Regions from separate parts of the Homo sapiens genome. Here region 1 is linked to region 2. A link is a loop called in an ENCODE intact Hi-C map of the cell type or tissue named here. Cell type or tissue: endothelial cell of umbilical vein. All regions are shown on one strand. Each heading gives the region's core, and the rest is flanking DNA. Links, peaks and the distances in the headings are about the cores only.

What was found. Hi-C counts contacts between places; a loop is a spot of excess contacts. Peaks named below come from ENCODE experiments on the same cell type or tissue, not always from the same donor. Only the 100,000 strongest peaks of a DNase experiment are listed, where the experiment ranks them.
Region 1: it touches region 2 in a loop (4-fold over the local background); 2 of 110 quality-filtered maps call a loop at or near these places.

What each region holds. Positions count from the first base shown.
Region 1 is chr5:142,980,556-142,983,469 of GRCh38, forward strand. All of the region lies in intron 11 of ARHGAP26 (Rho GTPase activating protein 26), which reads left to right. Among named protein-coding and RNA genes, the nearest start is that of ARHGAP26-AS1, 110 kb to the left of the region's middle. RefSeq lists enhancers at 1,293-2,135, 2,136-2,914. In endothelial cell of umbilical vein, for the core only: no CTCF peak of the experiment used is centred there; DNase peaks (open chromatin) are centred at 1,116, 1,596 and 2,056; H3K27ac peaks cover 1,803 bases.
Region 2 is chr5:143,035,709-143,038,622 of GRCh38, forward strand. ARHGAP26 (Rho GTPase activating protein 26) reads left to right here. Exons shown (of 23, transcript NM_001135608.3): 13 at 1,488-1,553. Among named protein-coding and RNA genes, the nearest start is that of ARHGAP26-IT1, 160 kb to the right of the region's middle. RefSeq lists an enhancer at 1,205-1,965. In endothelial cell of umbilical vein, for the core only: no CTCF peak of the experiment used is centred there; a DNase peak (open chromatin) is centred at 1,593; H3K27ac peaks cover 402 bases.

The sequences.
Region 1 (2,914 bases), core at 254-2,753, 55 kb before region 2:
TTTTTGCATTTTTAGTAAAGATGGGGTTTCACCATGTTGGCCAGGCTGGTCTCGAACTCCTGACCTCAGGCAATCTGCCTGCCTTGGCCTCCCAAAGTGCTGGGATTACAGGTGTGAGCCACCTCACCCTGTCTGGAATGTTCTTCTACAGGTGTTTTGAGGCCATAAGTACTTATCTCTTGAGTATATTCCTGGGAGTGGGATTGTTGGATCATAAGGGACACAAATCTTTACCTTAGTAAATATTGCCACATAGTCTTGCAAAGAGGTTGTACCCATTTTCATACCCACCAGCAATGTGTGAGGGTTTCAATTGTTCCATGCCCTCACCTATGCTTGGAATTATCCATCTTTTTAGTTGTAACCATTCTAGGGCATGTGTGTATCGTAGTAGTAGTTGTCATTGTCGTTGTAGTGTCACACTTGGTGTTTATTTTCATTTCCTGGGTGAGTAATGATGTTTGGATATCTTTTGAGAAATACCAGTACCATCTTTTGGCCATGTTTTCATTGCAAATGTATCCTTTTTATAAAGGTGATTATGAACATCAAAAGTCATCATGGAAAGAAAAATGCAGATAGAGAGGCTGCATGTGGCAGCAGTATCAGCTGGTTAGTGATAAAGAACATAGGCTTTGCTGCCCGACAGCAGGAGTTCAAGTCCCAACCTTGCTACCCACTAGTATGGTATTAATTCACTTTCTAATCTTATTTCCTAAACCGTAAAATGGGGATAATAACAGTGTCTATCTCACCAGTGTGCTGGGAGGATTCAATGAGACATGCATCCTTAAAATACCTCTCTGTGAAGCAACTTGGGCCACATGAACAGAGCATTAACAACACACAAACACAAAATGTAGTCTAAATGCCCTGGTGGTCTTTCTTGAGCCATGCAGGCACCTTCCTCTGCCTCCCTATATTCAGAAGTGATAAGGCCATGAGCTACCCTCATGATTTGGTTTCCTAAATCTGTAAAGTCTGCTTTATTAGCTAGGGTGCAAGTTAGTATTTGGAACGTTTTTTGAAGCCATGAGTGTGCTCTTGATAGTCATTATTATTATAAGCAGCAGCTTGGCTCCTTTCCTGCAGAGCAGAATTATCTTCAATCAAATGACCTTTCTGTATACTTTCTACTTTAAAGGATTAATTGCGTCTTCCTTCCTGTCTCCCTCTTCACTTCTCCAGAACGCTCAGCCCAAAACCAAACTGGAGTTGCCTTTGTCCCTAAGTGGTGTCGTGGTACCACCACACCCAAAGCCTGGCTCAGAATGAATTCAGCACCCATTCCTTGCTTTTTAAACCTCAAAAGTTCCCGACTCAGTGAAAGGCTTCCATTTTGCTATCCTCTTCTCTGTCTGCATTTTACTCTGTAATTTATTGACATAGAAGAGGCCTCGTGCAGGCTTTCATTGCATTAGTCCACTTGGAAGTCTTTTCTCCAATCCATTTGACCTCAAGCTGCTTTTTTGCTGCTGCTGCATGTAAGCTAGACTGATCCAGCTCACCTTATGCTGCTTTTGAAGGCTGAAAAGCCCTGTGACCAAATGTTTAGCAGGCTGTTCAGACAGTGGACTGATGGTTTGATCTAAGTCCGTTTCCTGCCTTACACACACCTCCCCATCCCCCAAGGCAAAGGTGGAAAACCCAGCAAGTTACATAAGTTGTTGGAGCAGTCCAGATGGCTGGCTGCTAGCCCAGGCAAACTCGCTTTGGAGCACTTGGGGATGCCTGCACTGGCAATGAAACATGGGCTCATTTTTTAATGAGAACAATCATTTTGTTCAGCTGTATGAATCCCAGTAGTGGAGTGAGATCAGGGCTGTGATCCCCTAAACATGGCTGCTGGCTTCCCTCTGGGGCAGGACAGGGGGTGTCTTGTAGTGGGAGGGTGTCTTGTCCTACTGTTTGGACTTTACTAAACAGGAAGGAGCGGGCAGGGCTGCAGAACAGGAATTATACCATTGTACAGCCTGGCAGTCCTGTGGAATTGGCTGAATAGCGGAAGGAAGGAATCTGAAAAGGAAGGGAAGGATCTCACCACCCAGTGTGAGCCAATTCCAGCCTCGCTATTTTATCTGCCCAGTGACTGATCTTAGCCTTTTGTTGTATACCTTTCTTCTTGAGAGGTTTTGAAATGGTATGCATTCCTTAGCTTTGAGGCACCATGTGGCTGCAGTTAGTCAGACTAGCTCCAAATCACAAGCTTGGATTGTTGAACCTGTTTTTTCTGGAGTGGGAGGAAGATGGACCAGAAATTGATGTGAGGCCCTGGGATCTTCAGTCCAGGTGGCCATGGGTATGGCTTACAGGATGGTCATCTCTAGGTCTGACTTTCCCTGTGTGTTGTCCTGATGTGACCAGGAAGCAGCTGTCCAAGTTGCCTGTCCACCTCTGATAGCACATGCAGCCTTGCATCTGGGGTTGGTGGTTATTTCGTGCAGGTGACCTGAGAGCTGCCTGGGATTGCTGTGCTTGCCCAGCCCGCCACAAGGGGTTGCCCTTTGTTGGCTGGTGGTGTGGAGGAGGACAGGTCCCCTGACTGCCGGCTACTCCAGTGCATCTGAAATGGAGACACCTGTATGTCTGTGATCTCTGAGCCTTATCTTCCCTTGCTACCCCACGGTGAATTAGACCTAAAGATGCTATGCTGGTTCGTTGTTTTTTTTTGAGATGGAGTCTCACTCTGTCACCTGACTGGAGTACAGTGGCGCAATCTCTGCTCATTGCAACCTCCACCTCCCGGGTTCAAGCGACCCTCCTGCCTCAGCCTTGTGAGTATCTGGAACTACAGGCATGTGCCACCACACCTGGCTAATTTTGTATTACTAGTAGAGACAGGTTTACACCATGTTGGCCAGGCTGGTCTTGAACTCCTGACCTCAAGTGATCTGCCCTCCTCGGCCTCTCAAAG
Region 2 (2,914 bases), core at 224-2,723:
GTAGATCACCTGAGGTCAGGAGTTGAAGACCAGCCTGGCCAACATGGTGAAACTCTGTCTCTACTAAAAATACAAAACTTAGCCAGATGTGGTGGTGGGTGCCTGTAATCCCAGCTACTAGAGAAGCTGAGGCAGGAGACTCGCTTGAACCCAGGAGGCGAAGGTTGCAGTGAGCCAAGATCATGCCACTGCACTCCAGCTTGAGCGACAGAGTAAGACCTTGTCTCAAAAAAAAAAAAAAAAAAAAAAAGAAGAACTTACCCATGTAACCAAACACCACCTGTTCTCCAATAACCTATGGAAATAAAAAAATAAAATGTTCATTTTATCTAAGTTTACCCATATACGCTAAGAATTAAAGAAAGATTCAGTTTGGATTAGATCCAAGGTGAGTTCAGGTTCTGCTCACTTCTCAAATATTACAAGTTTATTACTTTCCCTGAGATGACCGCAAATCATCTATAAATACTTGCTTTTCTACTTTCTGCCATTTTCTTTTCCACTCTGACCATTAAGTGGTAGAATGCCTTGTCCACTGTCCTAAGAAGGTCAAAGATGAACCCATTCTTAAAGATTATCACCGGGTAACCAAAACATGGGGGTGAATTTTAGGGAATTTCCAGCCTTGTTGTCAGGTTAGAAGTTTCCAGCCTTGTGTGGTTCTCTGCTGTGGAAGAAGTTGCTGCTGTTGATCATTTATTTTCTGGGTGAGAATCCTGTCACCACTTGCTCATTTCCCCCTAGAGGATGGCCCCACTGCCTTCATGCTGCTTCCTTTGGTAGTGTCTTTGTTCTTGGCTCTTTTAATTTTCCTCTGAATCATTTTTCTTCTTTTATTCTTTGTTCTATTTTTCCTTTCTTCTAGTCACCTGAGCAGGATTATACTTAACTCAGGGACACGTTTAAGGCAGTTTGATGGTATGGGCTCTAGAGCAAGTCTCCATGTATTGGCTCTGCATCTTTGGTCAAGATACTTAGTTTTACCAAGCCTCAGTTTCTTCATCTGTAATATGGGCTAGTGATAATGTCAACCTGGAGGACTTACTGAGATCAAGTGAGAAAATCTATTTTAAGCACTTACCCAACATTTATAGACCACTTAATTTGTGCTTTTTGAAGGAGACCGCAATTAGTTCTACAGCTTCTGTTAATAGCAGAGCAATGTAAAGGTACCTGTCACCTTATGCTGCAGTTTCTTCACCTGTAAATTGAAGATAATTTTACAGGTTACTACAGCTTGAGGTTACTATGAGAACTAAATGAGATACTACATGCAAAGCACTTAAAACCATACCTAGCATATGGAAAGCTCTCAATCAATGCCAGCTATTATTATTATTATTATGTTATTCCTGTACTGTTATTGGGAAAAACTAAAAGGATATGTGACCACAGCATGCGATTGATTCATCCTGGTTTGGTTAAGCCCTATCCTGAGGTTGATTTCCATGGCTAGCAACTTGACTGTCCTTCTCTTGCTCTTTCAGCTGCGCAGTTGGACAGCATTGGCTTCAGCATAATCAGGAAATGCATCCATGCTGTGGAAACCAGAGGTAAAGTAGTTTAACAGATGGCATTGTTCTCATAGAAGGTCACGCATCTGGTGAGGAGTCAGACCTGCTACCTGCTGTTTCCTGACTTTAAGTGACTCATTAGCTCCCCAAGTGCCATTGTCAGTGGATTTCCACAAGTCTTGTTGGTCTCAAGCAGGAGGTCCTAACTGATTTTGTGTCACCAACTTCTTTGGCTGATCAGAAGAATGTGTTAAATATCTAAAATACGTATGATTATAGAAACCAGTTACTGAAATTCGATTTTTAAAATATTAAAAAACACAGGGTATCATGATATATGTGTTTCTTTGTTAACACTTTATAAGTGATAGTGGTGGGTCTGATAACTGACATAATTTGGGAGCAGTGATATTTCAAGATATCCATAATAATTGTAATGTGTTATGAAAATATCTGTGATTTCTGACCAAGTTGCAGGTACCGCTAATGCTCCTGTAATTTGTTGCTTACATCCATAAAGGAAGGAAATGCTTAATGTCAGTTATAGGTTAGTGAAGATAAAGATGTAATTGTTTTCCTGTCTAAGTTCACAGACACCCTAAATTTTCTCTGGCAGACATCTTGGGGTCTGTGAACCCAAGATGCTCTGGGGAGCTAGTCCCTGGGGACCACCCAGGTAGAGAAAAGGGGTCAGGCCCATGTTCACACTGATCTTTCCCAGGTCTGTGGGAGCAGGACATTAAGATCAAGGAGGCTGGTTCATCCTGATGGTCTCCATCCCTTCTTCAGAGACAGCCACAAAGGAGATTCCTCAGTCCCAGCAGTTTGAAGCTTTGAGTTTGCTGGTCTGTTGTACCGCTGAGAAAAGCTATTAACCATCTTTCCACTGGATTTGATTTGAACCGTTGTCAGAGATGTGAATCTTATTTACTCACAGCCTCTCAGCCTACCAGCCCTTTTTAAGTAGTGGAAAGAAATTCTCTCTTTTAAAGCAGGATTCATAACTTGCCAGTTGAGAAATATACACTTTTTTTTCCATAAGGACTGTGAGGCATTAAGTAGAGGGAAGAGAGAGAATTTAAAAACCTACCCTTATGTATACTGTCAAAAGATATTTTTTCCAAAACAGTTGTAATGTATGGAAACATTTTTTAAAATGTTCAGTTATTTCCCCTGTACCTCTCTTAAATAAAGAATTAAGGCATCTTGTAAAGGTATGTAAGATATATCCAGAGAATATAAAGTAGAAGTAGGTGACATTTCTGGGAATTGGTCTTGAGGAAATAAGGATATGGGCCAGATTGAGCCATAAGGATGTTTACACCGTGGTGATGTTAAGGTACAAAATCAGAAACGGGCCAAATGTCTCAAAAATGGGTTAAATCAACAGTGGTACATCT